Linked DNA regions of Mus musculus: all the other regions are linked to region 2. A link is a loop called in an ENCODE intact Hi-C map of the cell type or tissue named here. Cell type or tissue: heart. All regions are shown on one strand. Region 1 overlaps Grk5 (G protein-coupled receptor kinase 5). Region 2 overlaps Grk5 (G protein-coupled receptor kinase 5). Region 3 holds the start of Grk5 (G protein-coupled receptor kinase 5).

Region 1 (8,000 bases), 54 kb after region 2:
TATGGTTAGCTACAACCTCTCATTTACTAAACTAGCATAATCCCTATCAACAATCTATAAACATTTGTCCTTAAATACACATATAACTGTAATCTTCACCTCTCTTTAAAGAAACTATTTGTAACAGAGATCATTACTGAAAACCACAATCAGTCAAAATGCAGAATTGTGAAGTCCTATCCCAATGCATATCTACAAATTCTTACACCTAAGTTTCAGGGAACATTGCAAAGGGGTGGTAGAAAGATTAAGAGACACAGGATAAGGAAGCTTGCTATAAGATTGTATCTTCTAAAACTCAAGAAAAATGAAGACTGAAGTGTGGACACTATGCCCCTCCTTAGAAGTGGGAACAAAACACCCATGGAAGGAGTTACAGAGACAAAGTTTGGAGCTGAGATGAAAGGATGGACCATGTAGAGACTGCCATATCCAGGGATCCACCCCATAATCAGCATCCAAACGCTGACACCATTGCATACACTAGCAAGATTTTGCTGTAAGGACCCAGATGTAGCTGTCTCTTTTGAGACTATGCCGGCGCCTAGCAAACACAGAAGTGGATGCTCACAGTCAGCTAATGGATGGATCACAGGGCTCCCAATGGAGGAGCTAGAGAAAGTACCCAAGGAGCTAAAGGGATCTGCAACCCTATAGGTGGAACAACATTATGAACTAACCAGTACCCTGGAGCTCTTGACTCTAGCTGCATATGTATCAAAAGATGGCCTAGTCGGCCATCACTGAAAAGAGAGGCCCATTGGACACGCAAACTTTATATGCCCCAGTACAGGGGAACGCCAGGGCCAAAAAGGGGGAGTGGGTGGGTAGGGGAGTGGGGATGGGTGGGTATGGGGGACTTTTGGTATAGCATTGGAAATGTAAATGAGCTAAATACCTAATAAAAATGGGAAAAAAAAGTAAAAACACTCTTAACATGGAAAAAACAAACAAATAAACCAACTCCTTATGATAAAAAAAAAAAAGATTGTATCTTCTAGGAACAGAAGCTACACCCAGATAGTCTCACCAACATGACTGCCCAAACATGAGCTGAACAAGAATGACACCAATGGACATGCCAAACTGGACATGAGAAAGCCTGTAAGTCCTTAACCCCACATAAAGAACATTAGACAACTGAGGAAAGCTGGGCTCAAGAGAAATGGTCTTTCCCAGAGAAGAGTACAGCAATTGGTTATTCAGTGCCAAATGATCAGCCCTGAAAACATACATACAACTAAGTAATACATACATACAGACTGAACAGGCTATAAATTTACAAAAACTGTATGACAGCACATGTTTGTAAAGAAGGGTTAGAAGTTCAAAGTCATCTTCCGCTAGGTGGAGAGTTCAAGGCCTTTCTGGGCTCCCTGAGACACTACCTCAAAAACAAAAAAGTAACTATCTAAACACGTCACAATTTACTGTCTGCAAAGGAAAGGTGGGCAGAGGAGACCAACCTTTCTTGGACATCAATAGATGACTGAAGACCATGACCTTAAATGAGTCATAGTCTCCTGCTCCCTCCATTTCTCCTTCCTTTACAATGGGCTCACTGGCCACAATGGCCTTTGGGACCCTCCAACTCAAGACACTAAGTGACTGTAAAAGTAGCTCCCCAAATTACTGAGAATTACAGGAGAGCCATTTCAACACATGTACTTCATCCTCTCCTACCATGGTTTGGTCTAAGTTAAAGGAAGCTGGAAGAAACTCAATGTCCAGTTAAAGAAGCCATAAGATTTTCTATTAGGTGTCTAGCTTCCTGAACGTCCTACTTTTTCCTGGAAGCCCTACAAAGGGTCCGTGTTTTTAGCTATCTGGAAATTACTGTGTCCTTGAAAATGCATGTGTACCTGCCTACACTCACAAGACAAAGTACCACCTGGAACTCAAACACCCAGCACCTGGGAATCCCTTTTCACCATAGAAGACTCCCAGAGGCTTCTGGGAGATACTGCATTTTTCTCAACCACAACCCTAACCAATGCTCCAATTCATGAACCAGGAACTGAAAGTGGAGGCATCAAATCCATATTCCTGCTCACTAGGACACTTTTGGTTGTGAATCAGGAAAAGGATAAAGTGGAATAACTCCACTGAAAGGAGGCCCGGGCAGCAAGGGGTCAAGAGTACAAAAATCCATCAATCAACCGCTGATGCCTCCTGAACATCAGCAGAGGTAGCCAGCCTCCACTCCCACCAAAGATCCTGCCCCAAGCCTTTCCTTTACAAGATATGGTCTCTAAAGCAGTCTTGTGATATGCTTGTGTGGTTGTGTGTATGCATATATGTGTGTGCAAATGAACTACATGTACAGGCATACACTTTATTTTTGAGACAGGGTCTCTTAATTAAACCTGGAACTCGCCGGGCAGTGGTGGCGCACGCCTTTAATCCCAGCACTTGGGAGGCAGAGGCAGGCGGATTTCTGAGTTGGAGGCCAGCCTGGTCTACAGAGTGAGTTCCAGGACAGCCAGGGCTATACAGAGAAACCCTGTCTCAAAAAAAAAAAAAAAAAAAAAAAAACCTGACTAGGCTAGTTGGCCAATTAACTCTAGAAATCTGCCTGTCTCTTTCCTTCCAGCACTGCAGTTACAGACCCACGATGCCAGGCTTTACATGGGTGCTGGAGACCCAAACTCATGTCTTTATGATAATGCAGAAAGTACTTTACTAACTAAACAATCTCCCCAGGTCCCCAGGACAGTCTTGCTACCCACATATCTGCCATAAAACCTAGCCTGATAGATCACTGGCTACCTCCCCTCCCCATACAATATGATGCACTTCATTCTGCCAAACTAGGGCCTAACCTGGCACAGTTACCCAGGTATAGCGCTATTTCAAGACAAGGTGAGAGTGAAAAAAGACAAATGGCTCAACACTCATGGGAGGGATGAGGACTGGAAATGCACAAGTCCAAACAGGGCACAAATTCAAAACTACCAAAATCTAAGCCAAAGGTTCTCGACTCCCACCCTGAGTGGTTTTTGCCTCCAAGGGACATTTGGCAGTATTTGCAGTCAATTTGGGTTGTAATAATGAAAAAGATGTTCCTGGAATCCAATGAGTAAGACTAGTGGTGTCAATAAACACTCTACAATACAAAAGCCAAAGAATTCCACAGCCCCAAACACCAACAGTGCCAATGTTAACACATGCTTCATAGGTGTCTGTCTTTTGGAAGTTTTTTTTTCCCTTTCTTTTATTTGTTTCCTCAGACACCTTTCATCATTACTCTGTAAGATACAGCAAGAAAATAGCATGGCAGTACAACAATTACAACTGAAGAGAAATACTTGAGACCTGATAGAGCACTAGTTTTTCCTGTTATGGTGACTTAGCAGCTGGTCATAAAAGGAAAGGTGCACCACTTGGGAAACAGATAACCATACAAACAGACTTAGGCTGACATTCCAAGGTGTCCTTAATAATTGAGGGAACCCAGAATGGCCATGATGCCATCAACACACAACCCAGCCTTGGGTGTTCAGGATGTCGTCTGCTTTTTGTTTTAATGTGGTTTTAATCAGGGAATCATGATACATTCATTGTTCCTCCAGGAAATTCTGTCAAATGTTTTGCATTCTTCATAGAGAACTATTGTCTATGCAAATTAAGAGTCCAAGTTTTAAAACTCAGACTGGACAAGTAACATTTTCTTGTTTTCTTAATATCATCATGAAAAAAAAGACAAAGAGGAGGAAAGAATGCAAATGTTCTTCTCTGAAAGTGCTCACAAACACAGAAGCATTTTCCCCTCCTGCCCAAGGTCAGGAATGTAGGGGAAATTTGTTTTGTAGGCATGCCAATGGAGCATGAGAAGGTCTGTTGAAAAGGCCTAGGACAGGGTACAGGGACAAACCTAAGAATAGCCTTTTCCCTCAAGAAGGGTTATCTATTAGAACAGTATCATGCTCGGCATGACTGAGCAGCACAGACTATGACACAGAGATCCAGAAAACACAGCAACATGAACCATTCCAAATCCTCTTGACTCAGAACCAGAGGAAGGAACTAAGCCACACCCTCTGACATTCACTTCTGCTTTTTCACATGGCTCTGACCCAGTTATCAAGATGTGATTTGGAAACTATGCAGATGGAAAATGTAGCATGTCTGACACCTCCTTCAACCTTTCTGGAAGCAGGGTGGGTGGAGTAGAAAGCATCACAGCCCCCCTCCACACACCCAGCTTTTGAATTTAGCTTCCAGACATCCATGGAGCTCATTTACTCTGAACTCCTCAGTTTCTTCATCTGTAAATGTTTTTAAGATTTCAGGGCCTAAGCAGAGATCTTCTCTCAACAAAAAGAGGAGCATGTTCTGGCTAGAAGAAAGCACTTTCGGGAGATGATTAACCCAACAAGATCTGGGCATGAGATTCTGAGGGGAACTATGGCCTGATCCTGAAACAGATCTGTGGAAGGGGGCCTGCAGGACCTATCAATATGCCATTTACCAGCAAGACTGCTTCCAAGTGTTGGTGATAAGCATGTTTGACAATAATCTGAAGAAGAAAGAAATGAATTCTAGTGTTCAACTCACTCTCTCTACTTTATACAGTCTACAATCCAAACCATGGAAATGTTCCTAATTACCATGAGCAAGTATTTCCAAATACAACTAAGACCATCTCAATCCTCCACAGGCATACCCACAGCCCCATCTCCCAGGTGATTCTAGCTTCTGTCAAGTTGACAATTAACACTAAATTATAAGTACTAACTTGACCTATGTCAGGGGTCAGCAAATGTTCTCTGCAATAAACCAAATGATATAGGTCAGTCACATTCAATCAACCCTTCTGCTGCAACTCACAGACAACATATCAACAAGTAAATGTGACTCTATCCCAAAAAACTGTACTTATAATGATGAATTCTGAATTTCACGCATAGAAAACTATTTATCTTTAATTGGTTTTTCTGTTATTACAGCCATTTAAAAATCAATAAATCATTTTCAACTTGCAGGGTATTCAGACACATAAGGAGAATGGACCTGGCCAGAAGGGCTCATCTGCCAATCCCTGCTCAGCTCATTCTCCAAAAGTCCTGCTTCAAAGCCAGGCAATCCAAGCATTAGTACATTAACCATTTCTTGCTATCATTAATTCATCTAATAGAAAAAGAAAAGAATAAGAGAGTGACAGCAGATATAGCTAGGGATGTGAGGCAGTGATGGTTTGAGTCTGAAATACCCCAACTCTGGTGTATGTTTTGAATGCTTGTCCGCCAGTAGTGTCACTACTTTGGTAGAATGTAGAACCTTTTAGGTGTTGGGAGATAGCTGGAAGGTCACTAAGAATGGTTCTATTTGTCCACTATAAGCACTCCTAGTTCCTGGTTCACTATGATATGAAAAGTCTTCTTCATTCTCCAGGTGTTCCTACCTCCATGAACTCTATCTAACATGTCCTTTCCAATATGATGGACCAAAACCCTCTGAATGAGCCAAGTTGTCAAGTATTATGGTCACATAGAAAAAAAAATCACCCTGAATGAGGTAACACAGATACATAAAGATAAATGTGGTACATATTTATGTATAAGAGGATATTTAGCCTTTAAGTAAATAATCAAGCTATAATCCATAGATGCAAAGAAACTGGGTAAAGATAAGGGATCTAGGGAAAACATAGGATCTCCTTGGGAACTAGAATAGATTTTATGGGCAGACTGGGAGAGGCTAGGGATGGGAGTAGGGGATCAAGTGGAAGGGGGAGATGGGGTAAAGGGAGAGAGTAAATGAGAAGATGGCTAGAATTGGGTGGCACTTGGGGCAGGGATGGGGAACAGTGGAAACTTCCTGGAATTTATGAAGGTGATCCTAATGAGGACGCTGAGTAAATGGGGATATGGAGTTTCAACTGGTCATCTCTTAACCAAGCAAGGCTTCCAGTGGTGGGACTAGGTTACAGTCAATTAAATTGTTGGTGAAGGAGTTCCATGGAAACTCCCAGCCAACCTAGGCTGTTGCTAAGACAAGAGGGGGCTCTCTACAAAGTGACAGTGGGGCCCCATTGCTGAAGACAATACCCACACAACTCACTGAACATGAAGAAGTCAAACTGGTGCCTGTATGGAGCCCTCATCCCTATTTTCTAATCTCTTTGGTACAGGAAAGTGCTCTGCAAGTTACTGAAAGAGATATATAGACACCAACCCTGCTATAAAACCTGTCCATTCTGTACAATATGCTAAGGCAATGGTGGCACAGAACTAGTAGGAGGAGCAAAGCAATGTCTGATTTGACTTAAGGCCCAGTCCACACAGGGAATCTACAACCATCACTCCTTAGGTAATCAAGAACCAGAGACTAGATGGTCCAGAGACCTAGGGTAAAACCAAACACTACTGATCTTAAAAAACAAACAAACAAAAACAAAAAAATGGTTCCTAATGATACTCTGCTACACTCATAGATCAGTGCCTTATCCAGACATCATCAGAGAGGCTTCACCTGGGCAGCAGATAGGAACAGATGCAGAGACCCACAGCCAGATATTATGCAGAGGTCTCCATCAAATCCCTCCCCTCTGAGTTCAGTGAATCCTACAAAGAAGAGTCAGAAAGAATATAAGAGCCAAGGGGGATGGAAGACACTAGAAGAACAGGCCCTCTGAATCAACCAAGCAAAGAGCTCAGAGACTGAAGCAGAAAGCACAGTGCCTACATGGGTCTACACCAGTTCTTCTACATAGATAGAATAGCTATTGCTTAGTATTTTTATGGGACTCTTGACTGTGAGAATGAGTGGTTCTCTGATTCTTGTGCCTGCTCTTGAGATTCTTTTCCTCCTGTTGGGTTTCCATGTAATAAGACAGTTTTTCCTTCAATATGGTAATTTTTGCTTTGTCTTATTACGTTTTATTTTGTCATGTTTGGTTGTGATACTTAGAAGCCTGTTCTCACTAAGTCTCGTGAGGGACAGAAAGTAGCTCCAGAGGAGAGTCGAGTCAGGGAAGAATGAGGGGTAGTAAAGGAGGGGAACTATAATCAGGATATGTTGTATAAAAAAGAATCTATTTTTAATTCTTAAATGTAAATAAATAAATGAATAAACTGACAGTGAAGGGGGAAATAAAAATATTATGGTCACATAGATGTCAAAGTAATATGATGGTAGACCACTTAACTAGCATGTGACAGACCTCAGTTTGATATCTAGTCAAAGAAGAAAGAAAAAGAGGATGGGGAAGAGATGAAAACAGAAAGGAAGGAAATGGTTTAATCAATTATGAATAGAATGCACACATGCACACATAGGCAGCTATGAGGGAACTCTACACATTTATGTGAAAAAAAAAGCAAACTTATGATCAACACACATGTCAGGATTCTGTTTATATTTTTTAAAATAAAGGCAGAGCTGAGAACCTTGCTTAGAAGAAAGGAATTCTTTAACATGTCTGGGGCTCTGGTTAGATACCCAGCACTGCATACTTGCATGAATGAATGAATGATGAATGAATGAACAAACACTAACTATACATATATGGTACACATGTTCTCACATATTAAAACATTCATTATTTGGAAAAAGGCCTACAAGGCACACCACTAAACTTCAGCAGCCACAGAGCATCCTGCGTGTATGCTTGGAATGCACCCCTAACTCTCATGCCTTTTCTATCCCAAATGCATCCTTTTACATAGCAAGAGAGAAAAAATAGTGTTTCTAGCCATAAAACCAAATTTAGGAATATATTTGAAGCACTGTGAGTCCTTTGGCACATATCCCAATCTGAACAAAAACTGGTTACAATTAATTACACAGGACAAAGACATTCTTCCCAGAGGGAAAAACAAGCAGAGGCAGTATAACAAAAAGTGAACACAGCTTAAAACTCTACATGTAATTTTTAATGGCACTACATGTGATCCAGCTTTCTGGAGACACCAACCTTCAGACAAAGGTCATTAGTGTTAAAAACAGCCAACGTTTTCATCTGGGGTTTGATAGTTTAGACAAAATCATCTCCACCA
Region 2 (8,000 bases):
CTGAAGATGGGGGGTGGGGGGGTAGATGTTGGAGGGACAGAGGCTGCTCACATGTTATCTGCCTCCTGGGCCCTAACCCAGGTCAGGTTAACAGTGTCTGCAATACAAGTGTGAAAGTGGACACAGAACATTCCAGAGGAAGTGAGAGCAGCAGAGAGAATACTATACTGAGTGCTCTGATATAGTTTAATGTATTTTAGACTTTAAAAAGACAACACTGAGGACAGGAGATGTGGCTCAATGCTACAGTACCTGCCTAGCATCCACAGGCCTTGGGTTGAATCCCAGGTACTGCAAGGGAAAATAAAACCAGTGTTGCTTCTCAACACTGGGAAGAAGGCTGAAAAGGCTACAGTGAAAGCCAAAGACTTCATCTGAACAGTGTAATGGCCAAAAATGTAGGGAGTGGGGGTCAAGATAGCTCAGCCAGTAAGGGTATTTTATCACCAAGCCTGGTACCCAAAGGTGGAAGAAGAGAAGCCAGGCAGTGGTAGCCCACGCCTTTAATCCCAGCACTTGGGAAGCAGAGGCAGGCGGATTTCTGAATTCAAGGCCAACCTGGTCTACAGAGTGAGTTCCGGAAACCCTGTCTCGAATAATACAAAAGACAAAAAACAAAAGATGTCCTGATGGACAGACACACACACAAACACACAAACCCACACACACACCATACATACATACACACACACACACACACACACACATTTACATGCATATGCACACACACACATGCACGCACAGAAAGCCCAAGTATAACATGAGGTAGAGTTCTGCAGGGCTTTACAGCCAAGGGCTTATGGTCAAGATAACCTGAAAAACATACACACAAGATATACATTCAAGAGAGGAAAAGACTGAACATATGGGCTGATGTTGGGTTGTGGGTAAGAGGTGAGTTCCCAGTACTCCACTGATGCAGTCACCCACCTACAGAAGGGCCACAATGAGAACATAGACACTATGCTTTGTTCATTAACATGTTCCTAATTATAGATACCTAGTAAATATGACATATGGAAAAGGTTTTAATGACAGGGAAAATACTTTTATATCATGTAAGAAAAAACAATAAATGAGGGAGTAGATTGATGGAAGAGAGCTTACCTTGTAAGCATGCCTTTGATTCCTCCAAAGCCAATGTTTTTAAAAAATAGAAAGCCAAGGGTGGTGGTACATGTTTACAATCTAAGAATTGAAAGGGCAAGATACACTAGCAAGATTTTGCTGAAAGGACCCAGATATAGCTGTCTCTTGTGAGACTATGCCGGGGCCTAGCAAACACAGAAGTGGATGATCACAGTCAGCTATTGGATGGATCACACAGCCTCCAATGGAGGAGCTAGAGAAATTACCCAAGGAGCTAAAGGGAACTGCAACCCTATAGGTGGAACAACAATATGAACTAACCAGTACCCCGGAGCTCTTGTCTCTAGCTGCATATGTATCAAAAGATGGCCTAGTCGGCCATCACTGCAAAGAGAGGCCCATTGGACTTGCAAACTTTATATGCCCCAGTACAGGGGAACGCTAGGGCCAAAAAGGGGGAGTGGGTGGGTAGGGGATTGGGGGGGTGGGTATGGGGGACTTTTGGGATAGCATTGAAAATGTAAACGAGGAAAATACCTAATTAAAAAAAAGAAAAGAAAAGAAAAAAAGAAAGGGCAAGACAAGAAGATCTCTGGGCTTGCTAAGTGGGATGGGATGTCCTCTGGCCTGCATACACAGGTACATGTGTACTTACACACACAGAGACACACATTAACCTGCACAATATATGTATTCCCCCCAAAAGGGGCAAGAAATGAAAAAAGAAATACACTGAGGGAATATGTGCAGGTGTAGCTTGGTAGCAACATTCATTCAGGAAGCCCATGGTTCACTCTCAAACACTACAATGGAGGAATAAGAGAACCAAACTGTGTGTAGGAGAAGCAACAAGGAAAATGACAGAAGATATTACTTAAAAGTCTTAACTACGAGCCTGGCAGTGGTGGTGCACACCTTTAATCTCAGCACTTGGGAGGCAGAGACAGGTAGATCTCTGAGTTCAAAAACAGCATGGTCTACAGATCAAGTTCCAGAACAGCTAGGGCTACACAGAGAAACCCTGCCTCAAAAATATAAAATAAAATGAAATAAAATAAAATAAAATCCAAAAAACGAAACAAAAATACCCTCAACTATGGCTGGACCTGAGTGGTGAGTTTAATGTTTTTTGTCAAAAGTAATCTATGAGTTGCTATCATTAAAACAACAAAATGAAGAACTGGGAAAGACCATACGACATGGCTAGGAAAATAATCCTCCCACAGACATTCCTATGGCCAGTGAGGACACATCAGCTTGAGCCTGTAAGAGGAAGGAAGGTGCCACTTCAAAGCTACAGAACCAAGATCTTTCAAACTCTCTCCCTTGAACCCCATGGAACCCAAGATAAGGCATGGTGTGGGTTCAATTGAGCCTTTTTAAGAAGTTAGGCTTGGAGTCCTAGCCTCTAGTAACCCAAGATATGCCCCTACTTGGAAGTAGGGTTTTTATAGAAGTAATGAACTTTAATTAGAATCATTAGGATAGATCTTAAGCCAAAAGAACTGGCACATTTATAGAAAAGGGAGACTTGAACACACAAACCTATTCATATGAAGAAGCAGAGATGGGAGATACATTTACCAGGGAGCACAAAAGTCCTCGAACTGCCAGAAGCTGGGAGGGGATGTTTATAGGGAGGGTTCAGCTCTGATAACACCTTGAAATTGAACTCCCTGCCTTCAGAACCGTGAGACAATAAGTGCTGTCTTTGAAGCTGAGCAGTGTGTTTTGTTACAGCATCTCTGGCAAACTGATACAGTGAGTGAAATTTCCCTTGGAGTTGCCTTATCAAGTCCCTTGTCTATATGATTTCTAGAAAATGTGAACAGTGGAGTTTCAAATTTGGTTTTAGTTTTAGCTCTGAAATAAAGTTTTATACAGAAACACAAGTATAGAAAGTAACTAGGGCCTGGTCAGGTAGATACCTGGCAAGAATCCCACACACTTTGTACAGAGTAGCCTCTGACAACCTGAAGTCTAAATCATCGAGAAACCCCTGCCAGAACCCCATCCCAAGAATTGCCAGAGCAGAAACCCACTGACCAACTTCACAAAGCATCTCGTGAGTGCAAAGCCCAGGTTATTCCTTCAAGAGCACTAAGCCTGTCATGAAGGAAATAAGAAGGACCTGGAACCTAGAACTGATCCACCTTAACCCTCCCAGTGTGCTGGCTGTACACATGTCACCTGATGCTCTAGACCTACCACATCTAAAATTATCTTGCCCTCCAAGGACAAGCAGATGCTGGGCTTTATCAGAGCACGGTTAAGTGGTAGAATAACAGATGTGATGTGCCCTTATCACCCCAAGGTTGGCAGTGACGTCCACAGACACTTGGTTACCCTGGTAATAAAATCAAGAGCTCACTGCCAGTCTGACAGTCTGAAAGGCACTGGGTCACTCATGTGATTGTCCCCTCTGGCCTACAGACCCCTCTAGGAGCTCAAACTCACCAAGTAATAAGGTAAAAAGTCTCTGTAGTAACTGTGGAAACCAGCCTTCATTCACTGAGTGTTTTGGGGGTATTGAGGGGACTTTTGGCTTTTTTGTTGTATTTTTTTCTTTCTTTTTTTTTTTTTTTCTTTTTTTGGTTTTTTGAAGACAGGGTTTCTCTGTGTAGCCCTGGCTGTCCTAGAACTCACTCTTTAGACCAGGCTGGCCTCAAACTCAGAAATCCGCCTACCTCTGCCTCCCAAGTGCTGAGATTAAAGGTGTGCGCCACCACTGCCCAGCTTTTGTTGTATTTTTCTTGTTGGCTTGGTTTTTTTCTTCTTTTTCTAAAAATTTTGTTGTTGTTGTTGTTTTCTGTTTTTTGGGGGGTTGCTTTGTTTGTTTTTTGGTTTTTCAAGACAGGGTTTCTCTGTATAGCCCTGGCTGTCCTGGAACTCACTTTGTAGACCAGGGTGGCCTCGAACTCAGAAATCCGCCTGCCTCTGCCTCCTGAGTGCTGGGATTAAAGGTGTGCGCCACCATGCCCGGCTCTAAAAAAAATTTTAATTAACTTATTTACATGTATGAATGTTTTGTGTGCATGTATATCTGTATACCATGTGCATGCCTGATACCCAAGGAAGCCAGAAGAAGGTATCAAATCTCCTTAAACTGGAGTTACAGGCAGTTGAGAAGCTGCCATATGGATGCTAATAATTGAACCCTAGCACCCAGTGCTCTTAACCACTGAGCCATCTTTCCAGCCCCAAGTTGTGTTGTTTTCTTTTGTTTTGTTCTAACAGTGTCTCAATGCATAGCCCAGTCTAGCCTCAAACTTGTGGCAATCCTCTACAGCCTTTACTGTTTGAATTCTGAGATTGTACTTGTGTGCTATCAAGTCTGTTCATACTTAGTTTGTAATAATAACAATTGCATGCCTTCTTTTACAAATAAAATTCAGACCCCATGTGCCAGACTCAGTGCTCAGGTTTCTGAGACATATGTAAGTTTAAGAAAACCTCCTAACCAGAAAAGAGGTCTGGACAGGAAGGGTATGATGTTTTCCAGTCTTGTGTGGTATATTGTATATATGTTGATAGGAGGTAGATACATGGGGACTTATGGATGGGAGAAGGTAGTCCATGAAAAAGAGGGCTCAGGTAATTCCAATTCCTGGGACACTGAACCCACTTGTTGAATTAATAACGGCTAATTCAAAGTAGTCAGTATGGTTTGGGGTTTTCCTAATAGTGAATCTATCTTTCCCTCTGGGAACATCCTGAGAAAAGTTAATACTTTGGTTTGTGGCTATCTCCACTGAGCAACTCCATTTCTCCCAGCCTTCCTGCCCATGAGTGCTGGGGCACATGGTGACACACTAAGCACAGTAGCCATTTTCTTTCGATAGCCTCCTTACAAGTGCCACTCCTGCTGGGGTTAGGGAAGGCTTTGATTTATTATATAGCTTTTGGATACTTCCTTCAGAAATACTGCCAAATGGTGAAACAGTCAGCCCTTTCACTCAAGTCCTTGTTTACTTTTTTTTTAAATAAAAGAATAAAGTATGAAATGATCCTGAGCTAAATAAATAAAAATGCCACACTTTTGCCCAAACAGAACCATCTGCTTCACTGAGAAATATTTGCAGTCCTCAACGATCTTTTATCTTTAAGATGACGTTTTCACTCTTTCAAGCTTTGGAGATTCAGAGAACTTTGATTTGGGTCCTCTAACAATTTTACATGAACAATTAGCCTATTAACTAATAAAACTGGAATTGAGCCCTATCCTTATCTCTCATGCAGCTGTGACTGCAATCTCTTAGCTCATGTCTGGGGCTCACAAGAAAAGCAGATGCAAACAAGAAGGAATCCCTGTCTTAATACTTATTACTGCCAATCACTGTTCTGGTGTCTAGGCCAAGAGAGTAAGATATAGCCAGCCACTTCACCTGTCCATCAACCCATCCATCCTTCCACCCATCTGTTCTTTTCTCCATCCACCTCACTGTACCACAGTAAAGATTCAAATGGAGAGAAAGTGCGGTGGTTGAGATCCTTGAAAAAACTCACATAACAATGTTATGGGAGGTTAAGAATGATGCTACTTCTTCCAGGAATGTTCTAATGGGTGGAACTGTTTGCCACTATTCTCGATCTCAACAACTGGTCCCTCACTATCATAGAATGTTCTGTCAGGTATCACATCTCTGTGTTAGTCATTGTCTTGTGCTCAGCCATGATCACGCTTCAGAGGAACAAGAATATGTTTTGCCTGGTGGGTTGTGACCTGGTGGGTGGCACATAGCAAATACAAAATAAGTATTACTGACTAAGTAGATAAGTGTGCAATGCACAACATACAAGACACAATAAAGAGAAAGATGGAAACATCTGTTCCTTGGAGGGAATAATGAGTCTCCATGATCTAGTACTAGTTGGAGCATAGGGCCCAATGTTTGCTGATGGTACTAGGTAATGGAAAGTTATAGTTCAAAAACCAATGGATTATACTGTTCTGAGTGGGTCAATCAGCCCTGAGACCCTGCCCACTAATTATAAATTGGAAAAGGAGTTTTATATAATATGTTCCCAGTTCCTTGAGTTAGGGATTCTCTACAAAGCTAACATCACTGAGTTAAGTACTCAAGTTGCAGCTTTACAGGGTCATGGGCTAATCCAGAGCCCAGGCCTGCCTTCCTAAACAGTGTACAAAAGACCATGGTTTGGTACATATCACCATGCTAATATTCCTAATCTTTGAGAATAAGAGTAGGAAAAGTGTTAAATTAGATACTTTCAAGTTTAAACCCTTAAATCTAAACTTTCATAACTTTAAGTCAAAAAGATTAGCTAAAGTTAAATTTACTCACAGCAAATACATCATAACTTTTTTTTAAAAGACTACTAATTTGAAATATTTTGTGTCAATCTTTATCCAGCCAGTAATTTATAAGATCTATTATGTGGCAAGCAGTACTTCAGGAGTAAAAAGGTAAAATACAGCCACTTCTAACTCAGAACAGTTGGTCCAGTAGAGAAGACAAAAAAAATACAAGTAAATGAACAAATGAAGATGACTTCAAAATGGGGTTATAAACAGAGGCCATTCAATAAACAGCTCTACATGAAAGAACATAATTATAGCAGACTCTTCTTTAGATGGCTCCTTGTTAGAGGTGATGTTTAGTCTGGAACCTTAAAGTCCTCTGGCAAAACAAAGTGTAGGTAGAGGGAATAGCTAGGGCAAAGGCTCCAGAGCTGAAAGCAAGAAAACACAGGACAATAAAGTGCCCAGAGCATCTGTGAATGGAGGAGGGAGTGACCAAGGGCACTGAGGATGCACTGCAGAAGGCAAGGTAGAGGCTGTGATGCCAAGGGACTGTGTTCTCCTATGAAAAAGATATCATCTAGCCTTTCACCAAGGTCTACCAAAAATTCACACTTCCTTTGACCACAAAAGTATACAATGCCCACAGTGATATTAGCAGTGCCTGGGACTTTTTACCAACAGAAATTGCAAATCTACTCATATTGTAATTGCTGCAGATATCCAAAAATACCACTTACGTTCATCACAGATGCAAATACACAATAGCTATTAATCAACTGTTAGACCTTGTTATTTCAAGCATTAATAAAAAAGCACATACATTTCTAAATTTTACATTGTAAAAGTATTTAGTAACTGTATATGAAAAGAACTGGTTTCCTTGGTAACTCTGCTATTCTATTTTGCATATGAAAAAAAGTATTATTCTGAAAAGGGGTCCTCAGGCTTCACCCTAGCCAAAGCTTTTTGTCACCCATGACCTACCACCCACAGGTCAAGAGTTAGAGGTTCATTCCAAGCAGGGTAGAAAAATGAATGTGGGGCGGGGGTGCAACAGAGGAATAATTGTTAGTTTCTAACGTCATCTGGGGGGCTGGGTAGAGAGGATCTGTGGCTGCCCAAGGCAATGCTGAAGGCAGAAGTCTGTGGCTTTTAGTAACCACTGTTCTAAATGATTCTAAGGAGGCAGCATCTCAGGGTCTTTGTCAGCTTGACTCCTTTCTCTTATGGACAGCCTTCCCACTGCACCATCCCACACTGCCTAGTTGGCCCTTTTCAGTGCCTGTCCTGGGACACCTTCCCAGGAAGCTTCAGAAAATGAGCTCATGTGTGCATAAGAAAAACAAACTTGGTGTTTGCCACTGTTTGGTTTGTGTATTGGTCTAGAAAAGAAATGGGATTTTTATGTAAGAAAGCCTTCCAGCAGGACCCCAGCAGCTGCTGGGCAAACACCACAGCGACAGACTATAAACAGGCAAAAGGCCCAACTCCTGGCCCAGGCCCATATGCGACAGACCCTCTGCTTACATCGGCCTTCTTGTTTTTTCCAGTGTCTTCCCCACTGCATCAACACACAGAGGCTTTTCAACATTCTCTCAGAGAACCGAGAATCATTTTCAAACGGGAGGCCTGGTTCTCATACTCA
Region 3 (8,000 bases), 100 kb after region 2:
GGCTGCTTTCACACATGCCAGCTGCCAAAACGAAAGCTATCACTCTTCTGAGTCCTCAGATTGCAGAAAGAAGCTTTGGGTAGCTCTGTCTCTCCTTCTGACAAGTTATTCCAACAATGTTCGAGCTCCAGCGTCAGAAACTAAGGACTCAAGGGGAAAGCAGGCTTTTAATCTGCCATGGAATTCCAAGCCTATCAGCCTATCAAAGGCAAAGCCTTCTTCTCCCAACCCTAGACACTGGTTTCTTTCCTCCTGTTAGCCTCCCTGGCTTCTCCCAGGCCCCAAGTTCACCTTCTACCAGGTCCCTAATCTTGATCATCAGAAAGATACAGGCAAAAAGTCACAGCCTTATCTAGGAAATTTTTCTTGTACAGTCCGGTTTTCAGAAATTGTAACAAATAGTAGAGTCATTCTGTTCCAGTGCTTGCTAGCCTGAAAAGCAAGGATATATGTCCAGTTCTCCTGAAATCTCTATAATCAGATAGGACTATGACTGCTAGCCTGTGAAGAAAGGAAACGTAATTCTTGTAAATGTTCCTCTCACCAGTACTGCTCCATAGCAATACAACAAATCTAGACAGTAAGAGAGAAAAAGAAAGGAAAGGAAAGGAAATTTTTACTGCAAAATAAACCAAAAAGAAATAAAAGGCATTCTGCAAACACTCTCACTACCAATATTTCAACAAGAGTTTGCCTGCCAATTTTCTGAGATTCTGAAATGTAAATAGATAGAAGACATGGTCTTGGTCCCTTTTCATTAAATGCTTAATCACTTAGCTCATTTTCATAAATTGGAATGAATTTTGTCTCAACTTATTTCTTTGTTCCTTAACTATTTCTTAGGAAAGCTTAATGCCTAGCTAGGAAAGATCAAAACAAACTTGATGCTTTCTCATACAAGACAAATAAACAAGTCACACAATACACTTCAGTAGGTTTAGCATTTTGAAATTATATTACCATATTTTGTTATTTCAAAACAACTGAAGAGTTGGCTTAGCAGTTAAAAGCACTGGCTGCTCTTCCAGAGGTCCTGAGTAAAATTTCCAGCAACCATGTGGTGGTTCACAACCATCTATAATGGGATTTGATGCTCTCTTCTGTCACACAGGCATACAGGCAAATACAGAACTCATACACATCAAAATACACAAAAATAAATAAATAAATAAATCTCAAAACAACTCACAAAATTGAAACTCAGAGGCAGGCAGATCTCTGTGAGGTCAACCTGATCTACATAGTCAATTAGCAGGGATGCACAGTGAGAAGAACAAGAAAAAAGAAAGCAAACAAATTAATTTGTTTCTTTGTTTTGTAGGTTGGTTGGTTGGTTGGTTGGTTGGTTGGTTGGTTGGTTGGTTGGTTGGTTGAGACATTGTCTCATTAGGCATATTCCTGACTAGCCTAGAACCCTCCATATACAGGAGGGGGACCTCAAACTCACAGAGACCACTAGCCTACCTCTTGTGTGCTGGGATTAAAGGTGTGCATTGCTACATATGCCTAGCTTTTCACTCTTAGTTTTAATAAACTTTCACTATTTAAGGAAAGAAGTCTGGGCATTGTGGCACAGATCTGTAAATCCCAGCACTTGGGTAGTGGAGGCAAGAACACCAAAAATTCAAGGCCAGCCTGGTTGGGGGTTTAAGGTCAGTGTGGGCAGCACAGACCTTGTCTCAAAGGGGAGGTGGGGGGGGGTGGTCAAAGGTACTCACTATATGGACAAATCACTTTACAACATTCACAAAGTATATCTGTCTTTCTTTCAGGTTTGTACTCTTTGGAACAAATGTGACTTTTATTTGAAAGCCACATTTAAAATTGTTTACAATGTATTTTGGGAAGAGAACTTGCTTAAATTTCACATTCACCAATTATATTTCTCATCTGTAACCATTCAAAACAATCTTCAAGAAGTGTTTTTAAAACATTTTAAACAACTTGGTGCTTTGGAGTTTGCTTGTTTTCTATGTACTACAAAATCTATATTAGTTACTTCACTAGCCTAGCTAGAATTTTTCTTTCTTTCTTTTCTCTATTTTTTAATAGTATCTCATATTAAACTTGGACATCAACACCAAGACAGGGCGGCTGACCTTGAATTTAGGATCCTCCTATCTACCTCCCAAGGGCGGGATTGACAGTCCAGTGTAACCACACACAGTTTATTCCTGATAGGGATCAAAGCCAGGGGGTTTGGTGCCTGCTAGGTAAACACTTTTATATCCTAGCTTTTTTTTTTCCATCTATCTTTCTCTTCCTCCCTTTCTCAATTCCCATCATTCCCCCCCCCTTTTTTTTCCTTTCCTTCCTTCCTTTTACATAAATGGAAAAATAGTGCTAGGGACCAAATCAAGGCCTTTTACATGCTAGGCAAAAATTCTACCTCTGGAAACATTCATTTCTGAATATCTAAATAATACAGTTATTTGGAGAATTACTAAAATTCAGTAAGATGACTTTAAGTAGAAAACTTTAAAAAGAACATGTGTTTATTTCTAGACTCTTCCATGTTAATTGGGATAAGTTTAAAGCCTCAATAAAGTCCTAGTCTTTATTGAACAGAAGTACTTAAAATTGTAGACTCTTTTTAGACATAAAAGGGGAAACGTTAAATACAAGTTTTAAAATTGAGCTTCCATGTACATGATTAATTTATCGCTCATATGTCAATTTCTCTGTTTCCTTGCAGGCAAAGCCCTCTCATCTGGAAAGCATTCTTAAAAGCTGTTTCTCACCAGGAGATGTCTATTGAACTCTCACAGGAAAACTAAAAGACTTTAAAAGGAAAAAAAACAAAGGGCACATTCTTGAGTACTTCTAATCACAGTAATTTGGCCCCAATGGGAGTCCATCATTCCACTTATACTTCTAGTCCACAGCTTTCCTCTCTAAGACTCCGGAAAAACCTATATACTAACCCGATAAACAAAAATACCAGCCAGTATTCAGTAAAAACAGTGGAGATAATAACTGGAGATGGGGAAAACTTTCTAACTCTAAGTGAAACATTCGCAAAGAAGTCAGTGCTGAGGGAATAAATAAATGTATAGCATAGAGAATCCAAAGGAGCTAACTCCCGGGAAACAGAATAAATCAGTGGAACATACAAAGGCCTCCATGCCCAGAGATTCCCATAGAATCATACCCAGAGATTTCCCAAGAAATAATTTTAGAATTAATAGACAATTTGCCCAACCTGGAGTCCTGAGATGTACCATTGTGTCCCACCACTAGGTGGCAGGCTGCAAAGCTTGCAGGCAGGAGCTTTCTTCTTCACCTCCAGACACTGTCCCCATCCCAGTGAAGAACTGCCTACTCTACACCTAGTATTACTTCACTAAAAATATCAGGTTAGTGGAGGTGAGGGGACAAAAACTTTAGTCCCACCTCTAAATAAGTTAGGGGAAAGGGCAGTAGAGGAGGGAGACCTAAATATCTGAAACTCTACTCAGATTTCAGAGCATTTCCTCCTTTGGGGACTTCCAAAACAAGCCTTCCAGGTGGCTGTTTTAGGATGACAAGTGACCTCAAAGTGTCAAGATGAGTTGCTGAAATATAGCACAAGGTGGGTTGTATACCACCACACACCATGTACTGAGCCACAAGGTGGTGGAATGGGCTGGATAAACATGAGTTGTTTTATTGCTGGCCAGAAAATCTTCCTTCATTCATCAAAGTGGCTGAATGAAAACATTATGAAGTAGGGATGGCATTTTCCCGGGCTACTTGCAGAGAATCCTTCTGAAGGGAAAAAACTTACTCTGTCTGCCCTGGATATCAAATACAATTTTCTCCCAGGACAGGAAAACAACAACAACAACAACAAACCCTCCCCCTTCTTATAGAATGGTTGCACACCAGAATCCAAATCTTGGCAAATGCGATGTTACATAAATTCCAAGTTTTCCTAAATATGTATGTTTACATTCATGTAACACAAACCTTTTTGGACATCGAAGTTTCTGTCACCCCAAATACTTTTTCAAATCAAAAATCAAAAATCAAAATGCCTGGTACTGGGTATTACTAAGGATCTTACCTATTCCTGACAGCTAAATGCAGAAATTTAGTGAGATGCATACAAAACACAGCAGCACACTTGTCTATAACTAAGCCTTATCTACCTCAGGGTGGGAGCTGGGGTGGTTAATAACAACAATCCACCCTAAAAAAATTTAAATTATTTTCTCAGTGACTTGTAAAGCCGCCCTTTCATTATTCTATAAACTGGCTAATTCCTCAACATCTTACTTTGCCTTTAAAAGGCTTCCTTCCACACAACGACGGGATTTCCCTAAGAAAATTTCCCAGAGGATGATTTCCACCAATAGTCTTTATCAACTCAGCCTGCGCAAGCAAAGACTTGGTTTTTGCTAATTCCAATCCCACAACACACACACACACACACACACACACACACACACACACACATACACGAGAGAGAGAGAGAGAGAGAGAGAGAGAGAGAGAGAGAGAGAGAGAGAGAGAGAGAGAGAGAGAGAGAGAGAGAGAGAAGAGGATTGGAAGAGAAGAAACAGAGGAGAGGAGAAAGAGAAGAGACAGAGGAGAGAGGAGAAAGAGAGAGAGGAGAGAGTTTTTTCACATTCTTAAAACCATCCCGGGCCAACTCTAAAGACTGTTTTATTGGCACGTTTTCTTGCTTCTATCTCCTAAAAGAATGCTTTTCCAACTGCCCTTTCAACAGCTGCGGAGATCGAACGATTTCTAAGGTTCAGTTGGAAACTAGAGGATATTTTAGCATCTTAACTCGTCCCTGCAACTGTCTTTGCCCCGGTCCCTATCTTCTGAGCCCAAGGCTCAGAAGTCTCTCAATATTTGCAGACAGATCTCCAAGCTGTACCACTCGCACCAACTCACTGTGAGCATCCTGCACGCCCGCTTGTCACCCGACACCCGCACCCCGGCCCGCGGCAAACGCGCCGTGCACGCACCGGACCACCCGAGCTTACCTTCCCGGGCTTTCAGCAAGACCGTGTTGGCCACGATGTTTTCCAGCTCCATTGACAGTCGGCAGTCAGCGAGGGAGCCGGCCGGCTGTGCTGTCAGCGTCTGGGGTGATGCCGCTGCCGCTGCCACTGCTCGAGCTGCCGCCGCTGCTGCCAAACCCCAGAGCAAGCAGCCTGCCTGCTACCGCATTATTCTTTCTCGGAGCCCGCGGAGTTTCCCCCTCTGCACCGAAGAGACGCCGCCGCCGCTTCTTCCTCCCTCTGTGTCCCCCCTCCCCCCTCCCTCAACACTTTCCCCCCCACCCCCCACCCTCCGCGCGTCTCTGTCACTCCATTCTCCTCCCCTCCGGCTCCCTCGGATGCTTTAATGCTTCGGATGCTTCAGCCTCCCCTCGTTCCCCTCCCGGGGGTGTGGTACTCCAGGCTCGAGCCGCTGCAGCGCGCAGGCGTCTGCCCGGAGGCAACTCCCACCGCGCGCTCTGAACGCGAGGAGTGCTGGGAATTGTAGTCCCGCGTCTGACGGGGCGAGGGCTCTATTGCACCGGGACTGTGGAGCAGGACTGCTGCCGGTATGGCGCTGAGCCCAGGCGGCCCAGCCTCGCCGGCAGGAGTCAAAAACGACTCAGCCAAAACGAAACCCCCACTCCTGGAGCGCAGAGTCCCTTTCCTGTCCCGCCAAGATCCGAGAAAGCGGAAAGCACAAGCCAAGGCGGCAGAACGCTGCTGTGGGAGGCCCAGGAGTGAGCTGAGACCCGAGCGAAGGCGCGCTCCTGGGGTTCCGCGCGGCCCGCCGTCTGCCGCTCACACGCGCCAGGTCTCTGACAAAGGTGCACTTTGTTTCCGGGCAGCAAGGGGTTCGGCCAGCCCGGGGCGACCTGGCGGCCGCTGATCTCTAGGCACGAAGTATGCGCGCCCCCTGGCGACGGCGCGTCTATGGGAACCAGAAGGCAGGCGCCTGGGACTCTCGGGATCCCCACGCACAGAGCAGCTTCACTTTGCAAGCCCGGGAGCCCAAAACCCCAAGATTTTCATTATAACCAAACATATTGTAGTCGAATTACTAAAAACACATAAGAAATCGAATCTTCTGTGGAAATGTTGATGAGTAACAAGCCAAGCCAGCATGAAAAGGCATTCAAATTCCAGGCTTGTTTATCTTGGAGCACTTGGCTCCTTACACTTTCAGAACCTCGGACTCCAGATCTGGTCCCAGCTCCTCTTTCCCCAAAACTTCTAATGCTGGGAAATTAGCTGTCCGGTCACCTGGAGTCTTTCGAGGAGAGTCCTAAGAGCTGGGGGCGGGGCTGCCAGGTCCCAGGGAACAATGAGGCCTTTGCCTCCTCTGGGCCTTTCGGGCCGGATATCCGTTCTGAAACTAGTCTGAGGCTTCTGTGTCCAAGAGAAGGAAAAGCCGGCTGTCCCCAGAGCAGCCAGGAAATAGGGAGGGGCCTAGAGAAATGGAAAACAGTCATTAAGCATTGGAGCTAATGGTGTTTTAAGTGTGGTTACCAGACTAGTGCTGGTTCTAACAGTTAGTGATAGTCTTTTTCCTAGTGGGTATATCTGCCACCACCACTTGCCTAGTGTCTGGACTTGGATCAGTGGGCCTCACTTGTCTACAAGAAGAGTTAAGTTTGCTTGTCAGAAGACAGAGAGTTGAGCAAACAACTTGAGCACCTGACAGCACAGGAATTACTACTGTTCTAAGCAATCTAAACTTAGACTTTACTACAGACTCTCATTCCCAGAGCCCCAACGTGTGATGAAGGAATCTCTCTCAAAAAGAAAGTTATATGTAAGTACACTTTAGCTGTCTTCAGACACATCAGAAGAGGGTGTCACATCTCATCTCCTTATGGATGGTTGTGAGCCACCATGTGGTTGCTGGGACTTGAATTCAGGACCTTCAGAAGAGCAGTCAGTGCTCTTAACCACTGAGCCATCTCTCCAGCCCGTTTATTGACTTTTTTCACCATTTTTTCCCACTTTTTTTTTTTTTTTGAAACAGGGATTCATAAAACCCAGGCTGGCCTATAGTTCCTGATTCTGCTGCCTGGGTCCTCTGTAAGAGCAGTGAGTGCTGTTAAACACTAAGCCATAATATTTCATCTCCAAAACATTTTTGTTTTGTTTCCTTTTTTGATAAAATTTCCTTGTGTAGCCCTTGCTGTCCTGGAACTAGCTCTGTGGATGAAACTGGCCTCAAACTCAAAGAGATCTGCCTGTGTCTGCCTCCCAAGTGCTGGGACACCACTGTTGGAGTTCCATAACATTTTTTTTAATGATTAAGTTTGACCTGGTTACAAACTTCCTGTGTTTACCAGTCCTAAAGATTTTTAACAATGCAGATTCTGATTAAAATGCAGATGTAGATCTAGGGCAGATCCTGAAATTTCTGTGAGGAAACACACCACCCTCTTGAGTAGCAAAGCTCTGTTGACTGTAACTCATACCACTCTATTTTCTAATATCCAGCCCCAACCCGAGTCAGCAGTAGTTTTCCTCTCTGGTAGATAGAAGCATGCTTGTTTGCCTCTCTGTAAAGGCCTGCCTTTCTCCATTTTACAGAGATATGCAGATCCAGAATAAGGCCCAACAGATACAGCAAGTGGGTCTTAGCTTGAACAGTTCTCTCTCCACTACAGGGTGATACATCTTTCCTACAAAATAAATGGTTGTAGGTCAAGTTATCTGTGCCTCTCTGAGGAAATTAGGACATTCCAGTGCAAGAATGGAACAATGATAGCATTTATTCAACCCCAGTGGGGAACCAGGCCTGTGCTGTTTGACATGGATTATCAACTTGAACACAACGTCCGGATGAGATAGGAAATATAGCTGTATTTTGTAGATAAGAAGAGGTTTTATTATTTTCCTGGGGTTACACACTAGTAAGTAAAAGTCCTAGCAATGGAGATGCATACCTTTAGTCCCAGTGCTTGGGAGGCAGAGGCAGGAAGACCTCTGACTTCAAGGCCAGCCTGGTCTACAGAGTGAGTTCCAGGACAACCAGGGCTACACAGAGAA

Evidence for each region. Peaks named below come from ENCODE experiments on the same cell type or tissue, not always from the same donor. Only the 100,000 strongest peaks of a DNase experiment are listed, where the experiment ranks them.
Region 1: a loop joins it to region 2, with 8 times the contacts of the local background. A loop is called at or near these places in 3 of 42 quality-filtered maps.
Region 3: a loop joins it to region 2, with 2.7 times the contacts of the local background. A loop is called at or near these places in 4 of 42 quality-filtered maps.

What each region holds. Positions count from the first base shown.
Region 1 is chr19:60,936,154-60,944,153 of GRCm38, reverse strand. All of the region lies in intron 1 of Grk5 (G protein-coupled receptor kinase 5), which reads right to left. Among named protein-coding and RNA genes, the nearest start is that of Grk5, 50 kb to the right of the region's middle. In heart, no CTCF peak of the experiment used is centred here; a DNase peak (open chromatin) is centred at 4,093; H3K27ac peaks cover 1,081 bases.
Region 2 is chr19:60,989,767-60,997,766 of GRCm38, reverse strand. The region is part of intron 2 of Grk5 (G protein-coupled receptor kinase 5); the gene reads right to left. Among named protein-coding and RNA genes, the nearest start is that of Gm22520, 20 kb to the left of the region's middle. In heart, no CTCF peak of the experiment used is centred here; a DNase peak (open chromatin) is centred at 3,346; H3K27ac peaks cover 90 bases.
Region 3 is chr19:60,887,608-60,895,607 of GRCm38, reverse strand. Grk5 (G protein-coupled receptor kinase 5) reads right to left here and starts at 5,859. Exons shown (of 16, transcript NM_018869.3): 1 at 4,977-5,859. The coding sequence starts at 5,028. In heart, CTCF peaks have their summits at 3,237 (motif pointing right) and 5,883; DNase peaks (open chromatin) are centred at 3,257, 5,437, 5,877 and 6,317; H3K4me3 peaks cover 3,377 bases; H3K27ac peaks cover 3,946 bases.